Regions from separate parts of the Homo sapiens genome. Here all the other regions are linked to region 3. Evidence: chromatin loops called from intact Hi-C (ENCODE). Cell type or tissue: endothelial cell of umbilical vein. All regions are shown on one strand. Region 1 holds the start of FBXL2 (F-box and leucine rich repeat protein 2). Region 2 overlaps CRTAP (cartilage associated protein). Region 3 holds the start of SUSD5 (sushi domain containing 5).

Region 1 (8,000 bases), 59 kb after region 3:
ATTCTGTGATGTCGTTTCTGTTACAACTACTTTAGAAAACAATTTGGAAACATAAATTTCTTCAGATTTATGTAGTAAATCTGTAAACCAACAACTCTACTCTGTTGACATTCCAGAGCTGTGTTTCTCAAATGGGGCAATTTTGCCGCTCTGTGGACATTTGGAAATGCCTGGAGACATTTTTTGATTTTCACAACTGGGGTGCACCATTAGCATCTAGTGGGTAGAGATCATGGATGTTGTGAAACATCTTACATTACACAGGACTACCCTCTCCCTCCAGCCTCCAGCAACAAAGATTTATCCGGCCCTACATGTTAAAAGAGCTAAGATTGATAAACCATCATCTAGAGAAATGTGTCCATGTACACTAGGAGAATGCTCATAGCTTCATCATTTATAAGAGTCCTAAATGGGAAATGATCCAAATGCCTATCAACAGTAGAAGGGATAAATATATTCTTGTGTGCATTCAGTGAGATACTTTATAGCTATAAAAATGTAGTACAAACACTTATAAAGAACTACAAGAAAGTACTTGGCACAGTGGCATGCACCTGTAGTCTCAGCTACTGAGAAGGCTGAAGTGAAGGATCACTTGAGCCCAGGAGCTCGAGGCCAACCTGGGCAACATAGCCAGACATCGCTCTCCAAAAAAACAAAAATAAATGAATAAGGAAATGCAAGAAAATGATTTCCATAAATTTCACGACAGTGATCACCTATAGGGTAAAAGTTGAAGGGGGAATTCAGATTAGGAGAGTAGACATGAGGATCATCTGGGTTGCTGGTGATGTTCTATTTCTTGAACTGGATGGTGTTTATATAAGGGTTCACTTTAACAAAATGTACGTTTGTATTCTATTACTTGTATTTATATCTCATAATAAAAAGATAAAAATAAAGGCTGTCAGTAGTTACAGTATTTATTTTCTATTATACTCCCTACTCTATCAAGTCATATTCTTACTCGGATCTTCAAACTGACCATAGTCCCAGCACAGATGTTCATTCATTCAATCATCGGTATTTACCGAACATCTACTGTAAGTCAGGAACTGTTCTAAACACTAGGAATACACAATGGAACAAGATAGACATCTTGCATTCCAGAGCGGGGAGACAGGAAGTAATTAATAAACAAAAAGGTATAAAAGATAATTTTGAGGGGGGCTAAGTACTTTGAGAACAAGGCAGAGTTAAATGAGAGAGGCTGACTGAAGTGAGAGTGACCGGAATGAGCTATTTTAGGTCAGTAAAGGCTTTTGCGAAGATGACAATTGAGGAGATAACTGACCTGTATCAAATGAAGGAAGGGCCTACATGAAGTTCTGCAGGAAGAATATTCCATATAAAGGAAGCAGATATTATTGAGGCTTTTAAGTACAAAAGTATTTGATGCGTTTGAGGAACCTCAGGAAATAAAAGTGTGGTTAGTGTGGCGTGAATGAGGGAAGAGTGACAGGAGATGGAGTTGGTGCAGTGGGCAAGGCCTCCATCGTGTACCATTTTGGTAGACCATGGAAAGCATTTGTATTTTTTTCTTTTTCTTTTTTCTTTTTTTTTGGACACAGAGTCTTGCTCTGTCACCCAGGCTGGAGTGCAGTGGCGCGATCTCCACTCACTGCAACCTCTGCCTCCCGTGTTCAAGTGATTCTTCTGCCTCAGCCTCCCAAGTAGCTGAGACTACAGGCGCCCGTCACCACACCTGGCTAATTTTTGTGTTTCTAGTAGAGATGGGGTTTCACCATGTCAGCCAGGCTGGTCTCGAATTTCTGACCTCAGGTGGTCCTCCCACCTCGGCCTCCCAAAGTGCTGGGATTACAGGCGTGAGCCACCTTGCCCGGCCTGTATTTTTTTTTAAGTGCTATGAGAAGCCACTGAAAATGCTGCTATTGTGTAGGATGCAGGAGGGAAGACATGGGGTCATAGTCCACTTGTGCTGCTATAACAAAATACCACAGGACTGTGTAATTTATAAACAAAAGAAATTTATTTTTCATAGTTCTGGAGGCTGGGAAGTCTAAGATCAATGGGCTGGCCGATTTGGTGTCTGGTGAGGGCTGCTCTGCTTCCAAGATGGTGTCTTGTTGCTGCATCCTCTGGAGGATTGCTGTGTCCTCACCTGGCAGAAGGGATGAAAAGGCAAAAAGGGGCTGAATTCACTCCCTCAGGCTCTCTTATAAGGGCATTAATCCCATTCATGAGGACAGAGCTCTCACGGCCTACTCCCCTCCTTGAGGTCCTCTTCCTAAAACTGTCACATTTTATATGTTTTCATATAAAGTTTGAAGGGGACACAAACATTCAAATCATAGCACATATGGAGATGAATTTGGGTGAGACAATAGTGGTTGTGAGGTGGAGATGTTGTAGAGTGGATAGATTGAGAATTTAAGGTGGAGTCAAGAATATGTGATAATGGACTGGAAGTGAGGTGTGAGGAAACAGCGGAATCAGGGACAATTCCTAGGTTTTTGTCTTAACAATCAAGGGGATAGTAGGGACTTTCGCTTTGAGAAGACTGGGGAGTAAGAAACTTGGATCAAGAGGTTAATTAGGGCCATATTACGTTGTGATGTCTATTAGGCACTCCGGGGGAGATGTCAGGTCAGCTGTTGAATATGATTCTTCTTCACAGATTTTTTTTTACACTTTAAAATTCTTTTTCTCTTTTTTGTAACTTTTTTTGTTGTTGTTTTTATTTTGTCATTTTTTTCTGCTTCTAACACACCAAAACTCACTCCTTCCTTCCTTCCTTCCTTCCTTCCCTCCCTCTCTATTTCTTTCTTTTTTTTTTTTTTTTTGAGACAGAGTCTCACTCTGTTGCCCAGGCTGGAGTGCAGTGGCACGATCTTGGCTCACTGCAAGCTTCACCTCCTGGGTTCACGCCATTCTCCTGGCTCAGCCTCCAAGTAGCTGGGACTACAGGCACCCGCCACCATGCCGGCTAATTTTTTGTATTTTTAGTAGAGACGGGGTTTCACCGTGTTAGCCAGGATAGTCTCAATCTCCTGACCCCTTGATCCATGGGCCTCGGCCTCCCAAAGTGCTGGGATTACAGGCGTGAGCCACCGCGCCCGGCCTTTCTCACTCTTTCTTTCTTTCGAGTCAGGGTCTTGCTATGTTGCCCAGGCTGGTCTCAAACTCCTGGCCTCAAGCAATCCTCCTGCTTCAGCCTCCCAAAGTGCTGGAACTACAAGTGTCCCATCGCACTGGGTCCTTCTTCATAGAGTTAATGGACTAGATTTCAGGATATCTAGAGTTCCCTTCAACCATATTAAAAACATTCAACAAATTGCCAGTTGATTTAATGAATTAGACAACATGCATAGAATGCTATTCCATTAAGTGGTATGCAAAGATAATAATTTTTTTTTTTTTTTTGAGACGGAGTCTTGCTCTGTCGCCCAGGCTGGAGTGCAGTGGTGTGATCTCAGCTCACTGCAAGCTCCACCTCCCGGGTTCACGCCATTCTCCTGCCTCAGCCTGCCGAGTAGCTGGGACTACAGGCGTCCCCCACCATGCCTGGCTAATTTTTTGTATTTTTAGTAGAGATGGGGTTTCATCGTGTTAGCCAGGATGGTCTTGATCTCCTGACCTCGTGATCCGCCCGCCTCGGCCTCCCAAAGTGCTGGGACTACAGGCGTGAGCCACTGCGCCTGGCCCCAAGATAATCATTTTTAATCTAAAAAAGTAGATTATAAAACAGTTACCTATGGTTTGCCACCATTTTTAAGAATACAGTATATTATAACAACTCATTGGAAGCTTGAAGCAGATAGAATGGAATCTGAGCAGTAGCTACTTCAGGTGCTGGGGTGAGTGTCGTTTTATCCTTTTAAATTCTTGTTATTGGTAATTTAAAATGTTTTCAATAATCATGCATTACCTGTATAACGTTTTTTTTAAAAAAAAAAAAATCCATGGTCTCTTTCAGCTGGGCAGTCTGCGGCTGGGTAATCTGTCAGGTGAGGGACATCAAGGTGATCAGACTGAGAGGATGGACCAGATACGAAGTGGGAGAGGCGAAGAGGCCCAGTTCCAGGGCCGGGGGCGAGGGGTGGGCGGTCCAAAGGGCACCGCCCCTGCGGGTCACGTGCTCGCCGACCACCAATGGCCGCCTCCGAGCCCACCTTGGGGACGGGGCGGGGCGCCTGGCTGGCGTCACCAGGACAACGGGCGTCGCCGGCGCCGTGTGACTTCGGGCTGTGGGCTCGCTCGCGGCTCTTCGGCCATGGTGAGTCTGGGACCCGCGTCTGCCTAGCTGCCCCGCCCTACCCCTACCGGGCTGGGTCCGCACGCCGCCGCCCGCTAGGGTCGGGCAGGCGGCGCAGGGGTCGTGGAGAGGCCGGGCCGCGGCCTGCGAGGCTGCTGGGCAGGGCAGGGCTGGGCGGGCCCGGGGAGGGGTAACCTGGGGGATTCAGAGCGCCCGCCTGCCGGGGGGCGACCGCGATGCAGCGTTCCCTGCCGCTGGAGTCGGGGTGACAGCCCGGACCCCCACCCAGTGGGCCGCCGGACGACGTGACGCTGTTTGGCCCGAGAGAGCCTGGGAAGCCACCCAAGGAGGGTGTGGTTAAAAAAAAAAATCTTGTATATGGATATCATATGTATTTATATTTACACTAAAGCAGTCTATATGCCTCCAGTTTTGTTTCTATGCAGTTATGTGTAACTAATATAAGACATATATCTTCCTTTCAAAATCAGCATTCTGATAGGTTTTTTAGCACGTGGAAATTAAAATTTTTGATTTTAGAGACCCCTCCCCTCCTTTCTAAAAAATAGAGGGCATTAAGCTGGAGGGTTTTTTTTTCTGAGTGCCGCACCCTCACTAAGGGATTTAATTAATTCATAATTAGTGCATTGTAAACGTCTTAAATCATTACCTTTGTTCAGTTAACTTCAGACGGCGTGGGCATAACACCTGGCCCCCTTTAAGCTCGTTTTAAAAACGTTGCTCGGTTTCACTCGGCGGAGGTGCTGGCTTGAACAGACAAGTTCAGAGAATTGCCAACCGAAGGCATAATTCTCCAGAGGCCTTCACGGGGTGTAAGAGAAGAGAGGAGCTAGACTCCTTGCTTGGGGACACACCCTTGGTATAGAATACTTGAGGAGGTATGGCGGTAGGTGTAGGTAATAGGGAAATACTTAGTTTTGTTTTAACCATGAGTAATTAAGTGGAGATTTTCTCCTTATCTGCAGGAGTTTAGTGGAAGTGCTGATGAGCTGAGAATGCAGGGTGCTCCCCGAGTGCCAGCTGGCCTCATGGAGAAAAAACTATCATTAGGAATCCTGGCTGGCTCAGTTTTTTTCTTAATAACCAAGGAGAGGGATGGTGGTGGGAGGTGGATGGTGTCTCTCATTGACTCTGGAAAAGCAACTTCCAAATGTGTGGCATTATTGCTGGCAGGAGAAAAACATCACCCATAAATCACAGTACCATGTAATGCCTTTATTTTGTGTATGTTTCTTTTTTAAATTGCGAATTGCTTTTTAAGTGACAAATTAATGGAGCTGGCAAGAGTTTCAGAAACTGAATTTTATGAAGATATAAGTGTTTCAAATATTGCAGTAATTTACTGTAATATGTTATATGTGAGAAAAGCCCTAACAATTGTAGCAAGGAGAAAGAATATCCAGGAATTAATTTTTCACAGCTCTCTGAAGTCTCATATTCCTCCTGTCATCCATTTTCCTTTATTTTTACTTCTTCCACTTCTTTCGTTCTGACCCACAGCCCACCCTCATTCACTATTGTGAATTTTAGAGTTTTACTTTAAAATAAAAGCATTTACTGTAGTTTTGTATTAGTGGTTGCTTTGCTGAACTTAATAATGCTTTGCTTTTTGTTTGTCTTTAAGCATTAAGAATTTAACTCACAGGAGCTTAATTGATTGATAAGGTGTCCAGGCTTCCATGGAAGTGGGGAATGGTTGGTACAGGAGGGAGAGGGATGAAGCGGCTGCATATATATGTCATCCCCAAAACTGTATTCTTTTTTTTTTTTTTTGAGACGGAGTCTCGCTCTGTCGCCCAGGCTGGAGTGCAGTGGTGCGATCTCGGCTCACTGCAAGCTCCGCCTCCCGGGTACACGCCATTCTCCTGCCTCAGCCTCCCGAGTAGCTGGGACTACAGGCGAGTGCCACCACGCCCAGCTAATTTTTGTATTTTTAGTAGAGATGGGGTTTCACCATGTTGGTCAGGATGGTCTCCATCTCTTGACCTTGTGATCCTCCTGCCTTGGCCTCCCAAGCTGGGATTGCAGGCTTGAGCCACCATGCCTGGCCCCCAGAACTGTGTTCTAAATCACATTACACTTCCTTAACTGCTTGAATCTAAACAAAACTTTAGCCGTTGATATAAATGACTTGGCACATTAATTTTGGAACTATTTCTCAATGAAAATTTCTTCAATTAAGCCATTTATTTCTACTCTATAATAATAATGACAACTAATATTTATTGTGTACATATGTACATAGTTATTACTATAGAGGCAGTAGAAATTTTTCTAAGAGTCGTAAATGATCACAACAACCTTGTGATGAAGATACCTTTATCCTATTTTAGAGATGAGGAAATTGAGGCACAGAGAGGTAAAGTAACTTGCCTAGGTCACCCCACTGATAAATTGAGCCACTTTTAAAACCTGGCAGTTTCTCTCAACCTGTTTATGGATTGTACTGTAATGTATAGTGTATCTTTATATGTTTCCTCATATATATGTTAGGAAATTAGTTTTCTTTCTTATTAGGACTTAAGGTTTTTGAGCACTTATAAATGACTTGTGTTTTGTTGTTCCTGGCACTGGGTTAGATACTACGGAACAGGGTAGGCATGCTTAGTCTTCTCTCCCCTCTTTCTTCTTTCCTTCTTTCACAAAGTTGAAATGAGAAGGAATTAATAAAGACATGAATTAGATCAGCATTCTTACTCACAGCTATACTAGCATTGAGTTTCTCCTGTCACATCAGTTCAGTTAAGGAATTGGCATCCGCTTTTTGTGTGAATCACAAAGACAAGTGTTTTACATAAAGCCTTTTGGATGTGGAGGATTTAACAGTGTTTTTAAAAAATGTATTCTCTGAGATTTTCCTAATTTTTAGATTTTAGTTTCATATTCTACAATTGTTACGAAAAGACTTCAAGGCTGGGCTCAGTGGCTCACGCCTGTAATCCCAGCACTTTGGGAGGCTGAGATGGGAGGACTGCTTCAGTCCCGGAGTTCAAGACCAGTCTGGGCAACATGGTGAGACCCATCTCTACTAAAAATTTGAAAAATTAGCCAGGCATGGTGGTGCACGCCTGTGGTCCTACCTATTTGGGCAGCTGAGGCGGAAGGATCGATCCCTTGAGTCCAGGAGCTCAAGGCTGTGCTGAATTGTGTTCACACCACTGCCCTCCAGTCTGGGCAACAGAGCAAGGCCCTGTATCCAAAAAAAAAAAAAAAAAAAAGAAAAGAAAAAAAGGCATCTAATAATTGTTTAAATTTTAATTCATATGGAACAAAATCTATTGGGATATATATGACTTGTCAAGTTTTTGTTATTGTTTAACACTTTATTGTGTAAAGCAGATTTAGTTTTTGGAAATAAATAATATTTTATCATATAATTTTCCAGTTTAATTTGTTCATTTCGACTTTCCTATTTTGACACTTCTCTCTCTGTATTTGTGGTCAAGACTTGTCACAGGTATTGGGAAGCAGAAGATGGAGGGAACACTGCAAAAATAGTTTTGCCCATTAAAGTGATTTTTTTAATTTTTAATTTTTAAATTTTTTAATTATACTTTAAGTTCTAGGGTACATGTGCACAACGTGCAGGTTTGTTACGTATGTATACATGGGCCATGTTGGTGTGCTGTACCCGTTGTCATTTACATTAGGTATATCTCCTAAGGCTATCCCTCCGCCCTCCCCCTACCCCTCAACAGGCCCCAGTGTGTGATGTTCCCCACCCTGTGTCCAAGTGTTCTCATTGTTCAATTCCCACCTA
Region 2 (8,000 bases), 87 kb before region 3:
CAGGCTGGTCTCGAACTCCTGACCTCAGGTGATCCACCCACCTCGGCCTCCCAAAGTGCTAGGAGTACAGGCGTGAGCCACCGCACCCGGCCTATTATATTTTATTTTTGAGACTGAGTCTCACTCTGTCGCCCAGGCTGGAGTGCAGTGGTGCGATCTTGGCTCACTGCAACCTCTGTCTGCCGGGTTGAAGCAATTCTCCTGCCTCAGCCTCCTGAGTAGCTGGGACTACTGGCAGGCGCCACCACACCTGGCTAATGTTTTGTATTTTTAGTAGAGACAGCGTTTTGCTGTGTTGGCCAGGCTGGTTTCAAACTCCTGACCCCAAGTGATCCGCCCGCCTTGCCCTCCCAAAGTGCTGGGATTATAGGCTTGAGCCACCGCACCCAGCTCTGTATAATTATTTTTATTTCAGAACTATTTGGAAGTATGTTGCACATGCATTATTACTCTTTACCCCATTATACTTCAGTTTATTTCCTAAGAACAATAATATTATCTAAATATCCATAGTAATTAAATTCAGGAAACTTAATATACTAGATACAATGCTTGTATTCAATCTGTAGTTCATATTCTCTTTTTGTTAATTGTCACAATAATGTTCTTTCTAGCACCTTTTTTTTTCCTGGTACAGGTTCCAGTTCAGAATCATGCTTCCTATTTATTTGTCATCTTCCTTTAGAATTCTTTAATCTGGAACAATCCTTTGGCCTTCTTTGTCTTTTTATGCCAATGATATTTTTTAAGAATATAGGCTAATTACTTTGTCAACATTCCTCAATTTGGGTTTCTATTATGTGTCTTCACAGTTACATTCAGGTTGTGTATTTTTGGCTGGACCGCTATATAAATGTCCTCCTCAGGATATCACGTCAAGATATGTATGATGTTTGTTTGCACCCTTATTGTTGATGTTAATTTTTTGTTGTTGGTGGTAGTAAGTATGTAAGGCTTTTTTGTTGGTGATGGTAGTAAGTATGGAGGCGTGTTTTCAGAGTCAACCAAAGTGGAAATAATAGTTCAAAGAGTAAATGTTTCTGTAAATTAATTTTAGTGTTTTAAGGTATCATTTTGTACTTCCTACCAGCAATGTTTGAAAGTGCCTGTTCCTCCACAGTCTTATGAAATGTGTGCAACCCTTCTGGAGTCTTTTGCTTCTAGCTGCATAAAGGGAGAAAAGGGAGGGAGCCAAGGATCATGTGGGAGATTTTAGGGATTAGGCCTGGAAGTAGCATTCCTTAATTGTTACTCTCAACATGTCATTGGCCACGACTAGTCATATGGCCCCAACCTAGCTGCATGGGAATTGTAGTCTTTGACTATATTTAGGTTCACCTTACTCTCTTTCAAAGGCTGTGTAGATTCTGTTATTTTTATATACTGTAATTTATTAATCCTCATCCTATTGATTGGCATTTAGGTACTTACAAGTTTGTTTGTTTGTTGTTATAAACAGTGTTTATGTATGCCTGTGTCTAAAGAAAATTTCCTAGAAGTAGACAGCTGGGTTGGAAAATATGTGTATTTTAACCTTTGATAAATTTTGCCAAATTGTTCTCCAAAAAGTTTGTTCCTGTTTTGCTTCCATCAACAGAATATGAGAGTGTAAGTTTCACTGTTCTCTTCTTAATACTACAGTATGAATTTGTAAAACTTTTGCAATTTGGTAGTTTAAATTATTTTGGGGGTAATTGTATTTCCTAATTACAAAAGAGGTGTAGTGTCTCTCAATGTTTTTTAGACATTTTAATAATTTCTATTAATATCATTTGGCCATTTATATAGTGGATGTTCATCTTTTTCATATTGATTTGAAACAACTTTGTATATTAAAGATTTTCAGCTCCTTGTAGGTGTTGAAAATATTTTTCTTTTTCTTTTTTTTTTTTTTTTTTTGGAGACGGAGTCTTGCTCTGTTGCCCAGGCTGGAGTGCAGTGGCGCGATCTCGGCTCACTGCAAGCTCCACCTTCCGGGTTCACGCCATTCTTCTGCCTCAGCCTCCTGAGTAGCTGGGACCACAGGCGCCCACCACGACGCCCAGCTAATTTTTTGTATTTTTAGTGAGACAGGGTTTCACTGTGTTAACCAGGATGGTCTCGATCCTCCTGACCTTGTGATTCGCCCGCCTCAGCCTCCCGAAGTGCTGGGATTACAGGCGTGAGCCACCGCGCCCGGCCTGTAAATATTTTTCTTTTAACTTTTTCATTTGGGCAGGAGGCAGTAGCATATTAAGAAAGTAATGGATCCACTGCTCTGAAAATTTATATGTTTTGTTTCAGATCATTATGTAGAAGTTCTGGAATGCAAAATACAGTGTGAAGAGAACCTCACCCCAGTTATAGGAGGCTATCCGGTTGAGAAATTTGTGGCTACCATGTATCATTACTTGCAGTTTGCCTATTATAAGTGTAAGTAATCTTCTGTGACATCTTGGGTGAGGCACTTAGTCCTTCTAAGACTGTAAAATAGAGGTAATAACTCTTAGCTACGGTTGTTGAGAGTTCATCAAGGTCCACTGACAACCCTGGTGCTATGCTTTGCACAAAAAGGCAGCATGGCTTAGTGATTCAGGGCAGAGCCTGTAACCACAGTGCCTGGGTTCGATTTCAGCCTTATCACTTACTAGCTTCTCTGTGCTTTAGTTTCCTCATTGTGAATAGAGATTGTAGTACTAACCTCATAGGATTGTCCTGAGGAGTAAATGAGTTAATAGATGTGAAATGTCTGGGGTATTCCCACACTGGCACATAGCAAACTGTGTGTTTGTTTTTGTTATCATTATTTCCCTTCCTCCTTATCACTAGCTTTACTTTTCAGACTGTTAGAGTTTATTTTCTTTTCTTTTTTCTTTCTTTCTTTTCTTTTCTTTTTTTTTTTTTTTTTTTTTTTTTGAGACAGAGTCTTGCTCTGTTGCCCAGGCTGGAGTGCAGTGGTGTGATCTTGACTTACTGCAACCTCCGCCTCCCAGGTTCAAGTGATTCCCCTTCCTCAGCCTCCTGAGTAGCTGGGATTACAGGTGTGTGCCACCACGCCTAGCTAATTTTTTGTAATTTTAGTAGATATGTGGTTTCACTATCTTGGCCAGGCTAGTCTTGAACTCCTGACCTCAAGTGATCCACCCACTTCAGCCTCCCAAAGTGCTGGGATTACAGGTGTGAGCCACTGCGCCCGTCCTGTTAGTTTCATTCTAGTTGGTCCTCCCTTGATCTGAAATGGGAGTTTCTCAATCAGAACGTTCTAGTGGACAATGGGAAGCAAACGTGGGAGAGAAGGAAGTTCAGGGTTAGACTTCAGAGCCTGCGTGTTTCGGCTTTTCCTCCTCTCCCTGTACCTGACTTTGCCAAGTGCCACTTGTTCAAGCAGTGTGTCCCTTGGCAGTTCAGTTCCAAGCACAGAAGAATTATTAGGGAAAGTGGCAGTAGGACTTCCTCTGCCCTAATGAAATGCCAGGGTCTAGCGGTGGCAGGTTTCTGGCTAGAATAGATCCCCTGGGTCGCCCCTTCACACTCAGGAGTGGCTGGTCTCAGGGTGCCTTGGGAAGAGTGAGAGAGGTGATCTTGGCTTTAGCCCTCCTTTCCCACTGTGGTAATTGTGTTTTTTTTTTGCGGGGGGGGGTTCCTCTTTATCTCACCTCCCATCCTCTTCAGAACACGTAAGCCTTGCACCCTGAAGGTCAGAAAAAGAAAAAGAATATGTATTATATAAATATAAAAAGCCATAAGGTCTTCTAGCTCACTGAGCATGGCTTGGTTCTAAATGTATAAAGCTAGAACACTAGGAATTTAGAAGTGTTCTGGATGCATGCGGGCTCTGGCAGCTCCCTGGGCCTCTGAAATCCTCACGTGCCCTGAAAATCGCCCTGCATATCAGAAACTGGCAAAGACTTATCAACACTGGTGGACTGAGGCCTCTAGCTATGCTTGCTGCTTCCCAGGAAATCTGCTTTCGGGGATCAACAGTATGAATGAAGTGTACTTCCTGAAATGAGCTTCCTGAAAATCTGCCCCGTTTTGAATTTTTTCTAGACCACCTACCATGCTACATTGCTTGAGGGCAGGTGGTATTATTTATATTTGAAGAGTAAATGTCCCTAAGAGCTGGCTTTAAAGTAGTCATTACAGGAAACAGCCACTGGGTGGCACAATTTATTCATACCCAAGCTTTGGCTTCTCCGGCCAACCACAGCTTTAGCAAAGGTACTGTTGTGTAAATTAGAGTGGAATGTGCCAGAATACATACCAGGGGCTTGTGTCTCATCACCTCTTCCTCATCCTGCACTCCCAAGACAAATCCCAAGCCCTGCAAAATCCCTATGCTGAAGGTACTGTCACAGGTGGGCAACACCAAGCAGAGAGGCTGGAGGTGGGAGTTCCAACCTCAGGAGGTGGCAAAACTAGGCGACTTTCCAAATCCCCTCCAACCCAGAGGCTCCACCATCCTTTGGGTTTTCCAGGTCTGGTTTAGCTGTAGGGGAGCTAACCTAGATCTGGAGACTGTGGTCCCATCCAGATGGGATCCAGACACTCTAGGACCCAGATGAGACACCTGTTTGCTGAGCACATCCTCCCTATCTCCCTCAGCCCCAGGACAATCCAGCTTTTTCCAGCTGCTTCCAGGGACCTGAGACCAGCTCAGGTCACCAGAGCTGGAAGTGGAACATAGGCATTTCTCCATAGGCATGTGCCTAACTAGAACTAAGTTTCAAGCCTGGCCTCCAGGCTGCCGTGGAGACCCCATCTGTGGCCTGCCCACCCAGGGCTGCCAGTCGGCCCCAGGCTCTCTGAAGAAGGACTGTGGAGAAGGGGCTTGTTCATATGGCCTTTTTGTTTAGAAGCAGAGAAATTATAGGGTGTGGTTTGCTGATTTCTTCATTTGTCTTTTCTTCCCAACCCTAGTGAACGACCTGAAGAATGCAGCCCCCTGTGCAGTCAGCTATCTGCTCTTTGATCAGAATGACAAGGTCATGCAGCAGAACCTGGTGTATTACCAGTACCACAGGGACACTTGGGGCCTCTCGGATGAGCACTTCCAGCCCAGACCTGTAAGTCTGGTGCACCACACCTTCCCTTTTCTCTTCATTCTTGCCTTCTGGAGACTACCTCGTGCCTTAAGAGAAAGGGTTATTTTGGAAATAAAGGGGCTGGGCGCGGTGACTCATGCCTGTAATCCCAGCACTTTGGGAGGCCGAGGCGGGCGGATCATGATGTCAGGAGTTCGAGACCAGCCTGGCCAACACGGTGAAACCCCATCTCTACTAAACATACAAAAATTAGCCAGGCGTGGTGGCACGTGGCTGTAGTCCCAGCTACTTGGGAGGCTGAGGCAGAAGAATCGCTTGAACCCAGGGGCAGAGGTTGCTGTGAGCCGAGATTGCGCCAAAAAAAAGGAAATCAAGGAAAAGTCATTTTTTTCTGTAGTTTTGTGCATGTGTGTGTTTTAACATTTTACTGCTTCATTCTGATTTCTGAATCTGTAAAAACTCTACAAATTTCAAACATTACAGAAATATTTTACTTTGAAAACAAAATTCTCTCATAATCCTACACCTTCTTTCTCTCTCGGAAAACAAAATTCTCTCGTAATCCTACACCTTCTCTCTCTCTTTTTTTTTTTTTTTGAGACAGAGTCTTGCTCTGTCACCCAGGCTAGAGTGCAGTGGCGTGATCTTGGCTCACTGCATCCTCTGCCTCCTGGGTTCAAGCGATTCTCTTGCCTTAGCCTCCCGAGTAGCTGGGATTACAGGCGTGCACCAACATATCACACTAATTTTTGTAGTTTTAGTAGAGATGGGGTTTCGCTGGGCTAGTCTCGAACTCCTGGCTTCAGGTGATCTGCCCACCTCAGCCTTTCAAAGTGCTGGGATTTACAGGCATGAGCCACTGCGCCCAGCCTGTGCCATCTCTTTATCTCCTGCTTTAAAGGTATATATTTACTCATATATATAGTAAATATTTGTGTATTTTTATAAAAACAAGGTCATATTTACATAGTTTTACAACTTTTTGCAACTTTGTCTTTCTGACAATTTGTCGTGAATATTTCTCCATGTCACATCCATGTATCATCTTAATTATTATCCTTTAACAGCTCCCTGGTAGTCTCTTTTGCGGATGGACCATCATTTAATTCCCTTGATAGGCAAACTCACCACTTAGCATGTGTTGTCAGTGAACCCCATTCATTATATATTACTTTCAAAAGATTTTTTCTAATTGATCTTTGCTCTTGTATTTTCATTGGGATTTCTATATGCCATCTTGATTTTCATAAGTTTGTCTTCCACTGAGGGCTGGCCACTCTTTTTTAAAAATTGAGATATAATTTATATAGGATAGAATTCACCTTTTTAAAGTGTACAATTCAGTGGTTGTTAGTATATTCAGAGTTGTACAGCCATTACCACTATCTAATTTTAAACATTTTCATCACCTTAGAAAAAACCCCATATCCTGTTCCTCCCTCCTCCCAGTTCTAAGATGAAAAGGTTGGTCCTATAAACTGTTCTCTGTTGTGTCTGAACAGGAAGCAGTTCAGTTCTTTAATGTGACCACACTCCAGAAGGAGCTGTATGACTTTGCTAAGGAAAATATAATGGATGATGATGAGGTAAGTTTTCATGCTTAGCACATGTCTGGTGGCTACGAGAAAATATTACTCACATCTTTGCTAGAATCACTGGAAGGCTGAGTCCTCCCTGAAGTAAGAAACAGAGGGGACCTTGAGAAAGACAGTTCCTGTGGGTGTTTCAGTGACAGTCAGAATGCTGGCATGGGAAAGAGCGGCTTTCTAGGAAACCTAGGCAGGAGTGCCACATTTCCTGATAGCGAAACGGGTGTGGGGCCACACTCCAGGAATTCACAGTGGTCATTCTTCATCTTTTCACTTTATATAAAAACAGTGAATTTTTAATTGCTCAGCACTCTGAAGAGACATGGATACTCACACCCCAATTTTTCTGCTAGACTATTGCTATTATTATTTTTTCTAAATTGCATCTTTACTGTAAGCATTTTGTCATTCTCTAGAATTGCTTGAAATTCCTGATTCCACCTTACTCAGCTGACCCCTTTTCTGACCCTGACTCAACTGGTTATGGAGTGGTCATTTTGTGATGAGTCTGGTCACAGAAAAGCCATCATTAGCGGTAGTATTTAGAGTATTTGTTTGGAACAAACTGGAAAATGCTTACTGAGAAAGCTGGGGACTTGTCAGCTATTGGAGCTCGAAGAGAGCTGTGAGCTTGCTCTGGTCTGATCCTTCGCTTTATAGATGAGGAGCATGGGGCCAGCAAGTTTCCTGAGCCTCCAGGTCTGCTCTTCCTATACCCGTTTTAGGTGAAGTACCTCTGAATAAGACATCTTCGTGGAATTTGTTTTCTGTCTATAAATATGTATGGGATGAACTCATCACTGGCATTAAACAACTGAGTCTCAGTTCTTTATCTATAAAATGGGAATAATAATACTGCCCTCCCAGGGTTGTGAGAATAAAATACTGTGTTGCATGTGGAAATGCTTTCTAAACTGGAAAGTGATGCAATGCCTATGTCTTGGTTTGGGTATCCTTGAAGCAGAGCCTGAGACAGGATCCCAAGATGCCACAGGGGCCATTCCCCCATTCCCTAAAGGAAGGAACACCAGCCAGATACCAACAAGATTGGCCACTGTGGTTTACAAAGTATAGCAGAGGCTGGGTGTAGTGGCTCACACCTGTGATCTCAGCATTTGGGAGGCCAAAGCAGGTGATTGCTTGAGACCAGGAGTTCAAGACCAGCCTGGGCAACATGGTAAAACCTCGTCTCTACAAAAAATACAAAAAAATTAGCTGGGTATGGTGGAGTGCACCCGTAGTCCTAGCTACTTGGAAGGCTGAAGGAGTCTGGGGAGTTTGAGGCTGATATTGCGCCATTGCACTCCAGACTCGGCAATTGGAGTAAGACCCTGCCTCAAAAAAAAAAAAAAGGAAAGTATAGAAAAATATATTTAGAAAAGGTAAG
Region 3 (8,000 bases):
CCTGAGTTAGGTCACTTGATGACTAAGGCACTGATTTAGGCCTCAGCTCTGCTTTCTTCTGCCTCCCTCAGCCCTAGGATGACCCCCTATACAACAGGTTGCTTCCCTTCTCTCTGTCCCTTGCCTTAAGATATTACCAGGCCCCTTTCACAATAAATTCATTTGTGTCTGCTGTACTTCTGTCCTACTGCACAAGAAAACAGGGATGATGTCTGGTACACCTTGGCTTCCTATAGCACATTAATATATGGACATGTAGTGGGCCTCAAAGAATGTGTGATTAATGGGGGGATGGGAACCTGAATTCAAGCAGAGGTGAAAGCCCAGGCTGAAGGCAAATGAGAATTTTAAGCAAGGAAACCACGGTACCGGAGGGAGCACTGAGGTCCCCAGGAGCCTCCTGGAGGAATGAAGCAATGCCTTGGGTGGCCCTATCAAGTTAAGCTAAAGGCAGGGGAGAAAACACCTACTTAGAATGAGACACTTTACTTCCATCTGTCACCAACTTTTTCATAATATATCAGTGATTGGACTAAGACACAACTAAGACACAAGTCATCTGCTTGCAAAAGACTAAGACACAAGTCATCTACTTGCAAAATTATTATAATAAATATAATAATTCCACAGCTTTGGAACCAAAAGTTATAATAAAAATACAAAAAAAAATTTTAAATAAACACTTCCATAGGTGACTGGCACTCCTACATTTAACTACAAAAAGGTAGTATTAACAAAACTACAAGGAAAAACAAAAAAATCCACAATCCTTGAGGAAATTTTAAACTACTATCCCTCTCAGTAATTGTTAAAACAGAAAACAAAATTAGCACTCTTGATGTAAGAACCTATGTGCACTACTGCATACCAAACTACAGAATACACATTCATTTTAGGCACACACAGAACATTTGTAAAACTGATCAAATACTGAGCTATAAAGCAAATCTAAAAAAACCTCAAAAGACAAAAATCATACAAAGCATGCCTTTTAGACTACAACAAAGCTAAAATCACTTATTTTATATATGAAACACTTATATAGTGTTTACTATGGACTAGATGTTGTTCAAATTGCTTTACAAATACTCATTAAATTAATTCTTATGACAACTCTATGATATAGGTGGTATTATCATCCTCATTTTATAGTTAAGGTTTAGTATTAATGCTTGTCCGAGATCACACAGCAGAGATACAGAACCAGGCAGTATGGCTCCGTTAGTGATTTTAATCACTTGGTTATACTGCCTCTCAATAACAAAGCAATAACTAGGAAAATCCCCTTGTGCATGGAAATTACAAAATATACTTCTAAATAAACTGTGTTCAAAGAAGAAATCCCAACTGAAATAAAACATGTCAACTCAAGGGCCAAAAACTTATGGAGAAACTAAAGTAGTTTAAGAGAAATTTATAGCCTCAGATCTCACATTATTAATACCAAAAAAGTATGGTTGAGAATCAATGATCTAAGTTTCTAGCTCAAAAAACAAACACAAAAGTCCCACAAAATCAAATCTTCTAACGTAGAAGGAGGAAATAATACAGATAGAGCAGAAATCAGTAAAACGGAAAGCAGACACACAATCAAGAAAATAAAGCCAAAAGTTGCTTTTTTCAAATGAATAATAAAACGGATAAACCCCTACTAAGACTGATCAAGACAAAAAAAGAGAAAACACAAAGTACCAATATCAAGAATGAAAGGGAACATCACTACAGATCCCGTGGACCCTGAAATGATAATTAGAGATTATTACATTGTATATGCCACATTAGACAATCTAAATGAAGTGGGGGAAAAACTTTAAAAAATAAAACTTAGCAACATTGACACAAAATTAATTTTAAAATCTGAATACTTCTTTATCTACCAAACAAATTAAATTCATTATTTAAAATCTTCCTACAAGAAAACCTTCAGACACAGATGATCTCACACCAAAACAAACAAACAAAAGCCCTCACCCGCAGAAACCCTTTCAGAGTTAAAGAAGGAGCAACTTTACAATTTGGTTTAGGAACCATCATACGTTTGATATCAACACTTGGCAAAGATATTATAAAAAATGAAAATTACAGGCTAATATGTTTCATAAACATAGATTCAATAATCCCAAACCAGCTTCCCTCACTCCAGGCTCAGTTCTAGGTCTTCTTGCTGTAAAATTTTTCCTTAGGATTCTGCCCACGCACATGATTTCAAAGACCATCCTTATACAGATGACACGTTTTTAGAAATAGTTTCTCTCCAAATCTATCTCTTCAAACATCTGTAATTCATCATACTTAAGCTGAGCATTTCTTCTTCTTCCTCCCGTCACCATAGCACACAAATAACTAAATGTAGGAACTGGTGGCAGCTAAGAATTTAGTACCAAAAAGAATCCTTTGATAATATAGCTTATAACTCTTCCTGGTTCTAGTATAAAAGTTGGAGCTCATAAAATTGAGTTTACTATAAGGAAGTATACCTATAATTGTCCACTGAGGAAGTGGGGAAAGAAAAGGAAGGAGAATGAAGAAAAGGAATCATTTCTGGCAAGCAGTAACAAAGAATCATGTGCTCTGGTGTTGTCCTTACTTTCTCTTTGACCAGTGACATTTCTGCCTTTAATTTTCTATGACCCGTATCAAGCTAGACAGGCACAAAATATTGATCCTTATCCACATGGCATTCCACTTAAACAGTTATAATGGGATGAAACTCTAAAACCTTATGGATTGCAAAAATATTTATTTAAAAGGAATTAAAGTTGGCACAATATATCTTGTTCAAAGATTAATATTAGCTCCAATTTATTCTACTTGCATTCTTTAAAATCAGCTTAATTTTCATGGCTCAATGTCAGTCAAAAAACACTACAGTGAAGAATTATCAGTAAACTGCTAATAGGTATGGGATTCTTTTGAGGAGTGATGGAAATGTTCTGGAATTAGATGCATGCAAACCATGGTTTTCACAACCTAATGAATATACTAAAACCCACTTAACTGTATATTTTAAAATGACAAATTTTATGTGAAATACATGTCAATTAAAAAAATTAGCAGTGGTTACTAACAGCCTTCAAAGTTAAAAATGTTTTGTCTCTAACACTCTCTCTGAGGATATGGAGAAATACGACATTCATCCTTAATTAGGAACGGAGAGCTTTTCAAGCCTGCACTTAAAACAGAGAGCACTAAAAACTCTACGACCTAGACGGTTTTTTCCTTGGCTTTCCCCTTTTCCTGACAACCATGCTTTTTTTTTTTTTCCCCATGTCTTCTAGTTTCACTCAATATCGTTGGCTAAACAAGAATCACATTTTAAAATATACAACGCATCCTAAATTGACGGAGGGCTTTTCTCTTTTATCAGTCTAATTCGTCCTAAGCTAGAACTACCTCATGGGTGTGAGAACTGCTGGCTTTAAGCTTGCTTCCTTCAGATGCTCCTGTACCAAGTCAGCGGGATTTTGTTCTAATATGAAAACACAGCTGAATTAGCTTTTCAAAAGGGAATGGATACAGAGCTCCAATCCTGCTCATTTTAGGGCAAGTATTACAAGCTAAATTCAGGCTGAAAAACCAAGCAAACGAACAAGAAGTGGATCAATTCTCAGAGAACCTGCCATAATCTGGCCCTTGCCCACTTCTCTACCTCATGTCTCAAGACGTCCCCTCGCCTCCAGGTACTTTGCTTTATCATTTGTCCCGTTTTTCCTGTCACTCAGAGACAGCCTTTGCACGTGCTTTTCCCTCTGGCCAGGCCATTCTCTCTCTCTTAGCCTCGCTGATTCCCACTCATCTTTCACGTCTTCCCGGACCAAGCCAAAATATCCGAGGGAGTTTTCTAACCATCGGCGGTGTCCTCAGGGGCACATTAATAGACGTTGAGAAACTGAGGGACGGCGGAAAATCACCCCTTAGCAGAGGAGGTTCTAGGGCACCTTAGAGGTGATTTCATTCGAGCTTTCTTGGAGACCTTAGGAAAGCCAGCGGCGGGACTGCGGGACCTACGCGCTCGGCGCTAAGGGAGGGTCCAGGCACCAGGCGGGCGTTTGGGCGCACGGGCACGCGGAGACTTGGTGGGCCAGGAGAGGGATGCTGGGTCGCAGGACCGCGGCTCGTTCGTTCCTCTCAGGCTTGCGCTTGCCGCTTGCCGGGCCGGTCAGAGGGAGCAGCCCCGGCGAGCTACGCCCTCCCTGCCCGGACCCCACGCTCCACCCCCCGCCCCGCCGCCTCCCGCACACTCACCATCCGCCCGCACCGAAAGGCGCGGCAGACCGAGCAGGAGCAGCGCCGCCGCCCAGAGCCCGGGGAGGCGTCTGTGCCAACGGGCAGGCGGGCTGGGTCCCTCGGCAGTCATGGTCCGGGAGTGCGCGGGCCAGCGGACTCGGGTGAGGGCTCTGGCTGCGTTTGGGGTTGCCCAGGCCACTGCCCAGCGTGCGCCACTCGGCTCTGCGCTCTGCGCTCGGCTCACGAATCGCAGGCTTCGCGCCGGGCGCGCCGAGAGGGAGGAGCGCGGAGAGCCGGGGGAGGCTCGGGACGCAGAGCCGGAGCGCCTGGGCCGCCGAACTCCCGGGGGTCTTCTCTGTGGCGCCGAGGAGGCGGCTGTAACCCGGCTCCGCCTTCGCGCTGGGCACCTGGAAACCTCGGTGCCAAAAGGGGCTGCGCTGGGCCGCGCGCTCTGCGGGTACAGCGGGGCGGAGGGCGAGGGCGCAGGGAGGCGGGGAGAGTAGCTAGCCGGCCGCAAGGAGCCCCCGCCCGTCTGGGGGACCCTTGGCGAGAGGGTGACGCAGTCTGACAGGCGGAGCCCCTCCGGCAGGGCCGTTAGACAACGAGTGTCTAACTCTGTCCTCGGCCTCTACTTTTCAACTGGCCTCCTCCCCCTCCCCACCAACACTCTTTTTTTTTTTTTTTTTTAATGAAGAGAGGAAAATCTAAGTTACCTACCACCCTCACTCTAAGGTGTGAAACGCATGGAATAGCGAAATTCCTCTTTCCTAAAAGCGAAGTTTGAGAGTCACTGAGGAAAGGATATCTTCAGGAACGCTTCCTTCACCACTTTTCCTGGTACGCTAGTATTTCTCAAGGAGCAGTAAGAGGGCTAGTGAGATTGTCACCATTATCACCCACCTCCCAAATCAGGGCTTTTTGACCTCGAAAGGGTCTGAGATTCGGACTCTGTCGGTCTGGTCTGGGAATCTACACTCTAAGTTAAAGTGTCCCAATGGATTCTGCTGCAGGGGTCCCTGTTTGACTTGATTCCTTCTTCCTGCTCGCCCCTAGCCTGTCTCCCTACCACCAGCCCTGTTCAGTGAAAGAAGAACTTGCTTTCTTCATAGGTAGAGTAATAAAGATCAGTATTGTTATAACTGAGGCATGCGCGGTGCTCTACAATTTGCAAATCCCTTTTATATTGATGTATGGGTCAACAAACATCTATTGAGTGCCCATACATGCCTGTCCCTGTGCTAGACCCTGAATGTGGCTGCAATCGGTCCTAAAAATGTTCACACTTAAATAAAATATACTTACAATTGAAAAAGTGATTGGTGCTAAAGGGGCAGATGATTATCCTCATTTAATGAACCAGGACACAGACATTGAAATAATTTACTTTCTTTTCACAGTAAGAACTTGGATTTGAATCCACATCTGATTTACTACAGGTGTCATTTTTCAGCTTGCATTAATTGTTGAAATGTACTGAAAAGATTTCTTCTCTCCTTATTACTTCCCATCAACTACAAGGGCTACTATTAATGAGTAATTATTTTGGATAATTAAACTTTGCTTTCAAAATACAAATACTGGCCGGACACGGTTGCCCAGGCCTGTAATCCAAGCACTTTGGGAGGCGGAGGCCGACCAATCACCTGAGATCAGGAGTTGGAGACCAGCCTGGCCAACATGGTGAAATTTCCATCTTTACAAAAATACAAAAATTAGCCGGGCGTGGTAGCTGTTAATGCAGTGAGGTGTTAAATGCAGTGAGGCCTGACAAGTATAAATGAATTTACTTAGCTCCTTCCCTTTTTTTTTTTTTTTTTTTTTTTTTTGAGATAGAGTCTCGCTCTGTTGCCAGGCTGGAGTACCGTGGAGCGATCTTGACTCACTGTAACCTCAGCCTCCCAGGTTCAAGCGATTCTCCTGCCTCAGCCTCCCGAGTAGTTGGGACTACAGGCGTGCACCACCACGCCCAGCTAATTTTTGTATTTTTAGTAGAGACGGGGTTTCACCATGTTGGCCAGATGGTCTCGATCTCTTAACCTCGTGATCCGCCGGCCTCGGCCTCCCAAAGTGCTGGGATTACAGGCATGAGCCACCACACCCGGCCAGCTCCTTCCCTTTTAACAGTTAGCTGGTAACCTAAGGAGTGAGACTTCACATGTCTGGACTGGAGGGGTCATTTTAAAGCCTGGTTAGTGCTGAGAACGGAGGGGAGGGATCAGAAGGTACCTGCCAAGAGCTACCAACTCACTCACTCAGGAGCTTTGCCTAGGAACATTTTAAAAACAGTCAATTGAATATTACTACTTAATTCTCCTAACATTTTCAAGATTATGCTTATTCACAATTGTCTTGGCCTGTCCTGATGTGAGGAGATGGCATGCTGTAAGGGTAATTGGTATGGTTGCTTTAGAAAACCGGCTGTTCCATCTAAACATATACCTGCCTTAGGACCCAGAAATTCCTCTCCTAGGATTATATCCAAAAGAATGAGAACCTATATTCACAAAAATATTTGTGCACAACTGTTCATAGCAGCTTTATTTGCAATGATCAAAAACTAGAAGGAATTCGGATATCATCAACAGATGAATAGAAAAACAAACTGTCATATTCACACAATAGAATACTATTCGACAACAGGAATGAACTACTGAATGAACTACTCAACACGTGAAAGAATCTCAAGGATAGCATACAGAGTGAAAGAAGTCTTACACAAAACAATTCATACTGTGTAATTCCATTTATATGAAGTTCAAGACAGGACAAAACTAATCTGTGGTGAAAACAGTCAACACAGTGGTTGCCTTTGATAGAACGGGAACACAAGGGAACATCTGAAGTGATGAAAATGTTCTATTCCTGATGGGGATGGTGGTCACATGAGTGTATATGTTTGTCAAACATCCCTAAACTGTACACTTGAAATCTTTGTATTTAATTGAATACTTATACTTCAGTAACAAATACTTTAAAAATCAGAATTTCAGTCCTTGCACTAAAAAATAAAGAAGGTTTAATAGAAGGCCAAGTGCGGTGGCTCACGCCTCTAATCCCAGCACTTTGGGAAGTGGGTGGATCACGAGGTCAGGAGATTGAGACCATCTTGGCTAACACAGTGAAACCCCATCTCTACTAAAAATACAAAAAATTAGCCAGGCGTGGTGGCACGTGCCTGTAGTCGCAGTTACTTGGGAGGCTGAGGCAGGAGAATTGCTTGACCTTCGGAGGCGGACATTGCAGTGAGCCAAGATTGTGCCACTGCACTCCAACCTGGGCGACAGAGCAAGACTCTGTCTTTAAAAAAAAAAAAAAAAAGTTTAATAGAAGAGAGTTTGATGAAAGGACCACATGCAGTGATGTGGACAGGACCGAGAGAACCAATAAGGGGTGGTGAAACTCCTGGGTCTAGCAACAGCTGGAAGCTGTAGCCATGGTGAGGCCTGAAGGTGTGAGGGAAGGTTGAGGTGTTACCAAACCAGCAACAGCTGTGGCCATGAAAGAGGCCGCCTGAAAAAAAGGATACCCATAGGTAGAAAAATCAAGATGCTGCCACTGGTCTGGTAGGGAGGGAGTGAGGAAGAAAGACCCTGACCTCTCTCTCCTTCTATCCTTGATATTCCTCTTGATACCTTCTATTGGCTGAACCATTTAAAAGCTAAAGGGTAAAGAAGCACAGGTGCAGTGGTCCTTAGAAGTCACCTTGTTAGGGTGCAGGGTTGGACAAAGAAGGTTAAAGAGTGGATCTGGAATGGCAAATGGGAAACAACCAG

The links. Hi-C counts contacts between places; a loop is a spot of excess contacts. Peaks named below come from ENCODE experiments on the same cell type or tissue, not always from the same donor. Only the 100,000 strongest peaks of a DNase experiment are listed, where the experiment ranks them.
Region 1: it touches region 3 in a loop (2.2-fold over the local background); 2 of 110 quality-filtered maps call a loop at or near these places.
Region 2: a loop joins it to region 3, with 4 times the contacts of the local background. A loop is called at or near these places in 13 of 110 quality-filtered maps.

Annotation. Positions count from the first base shown.
Region 1 is chr3:33,273,276-33,281,275 of GRCh38, forward strand. FBXL2 (F-box and leucine rich repeat protein 2) reads left to right here and starts at 4,167. Exons shown (of 15, transcript NM_012157.5): 1 at 4,167-4,240. The coding sequence starts at 4,238. It overlaps LOC124909362 (a long non-coding RNA gene), which reads right to left and starts at 4,079. Exons shown (of 2, transcript XR_007095861.1): 1 at 3,893-4,079; 2 at 1,972-2,125. RefSeq lists silencers at 3,988-4,057, 4,122-4,289, 4,258-4,437. In endothelial cell of umbilical vein, no CTCF peak of the experiment used is centred here; a DNase peak (open chromatin) is centred at 4,226; H3K4me3 peaks cover 1,711 bases; H3K27ac peaks cover 863 bases.
Region 2 is chr3:33,127,656-33,135,655 of GRCh38, forward strand. It overlaps CRTAP (cartilage associated protein), which reads left to right. Exons shown (of 7, transcript NM_006371.5): 4 at 2,284-2,412; 5 at 4,900-5,045; 6 at 6,527-6,610. Among named protein-coding and RNA genes, the nearest start is that of CRTAP, 18 kb to the left of the region's middle. RefSeq lists enhancers at 4,035-4,084, 6,642-6,711. In endothelial cell of umbilical vein, a CTCF peak has its summit at 4,140 (motif pointing right); DNase peaks (open chromatin) are centred at 4,136 and 6,616; H3K27ac peaks cover 326 bases.
Region 3 is chr3:33,214,441-33,222,440 of GRCh38, forward strand. It overlaps SUSD5 (sushi domain containing 5), which reads right to left and starts at 4,370. Exons shown (of 5, transcript NM_015551.2): 1 at 4,246-4,370. The coding sequence starts at 4,357. In endothelial cell of umbilical vein, no CTCF peak of the experiment used is centred here; DNase peaks (open chromatin) are centred at 3,761, 3,981 and 4,471; H3K4me3 peaks cover 1,723 bases; H3K27ac peaks cover 416 bases.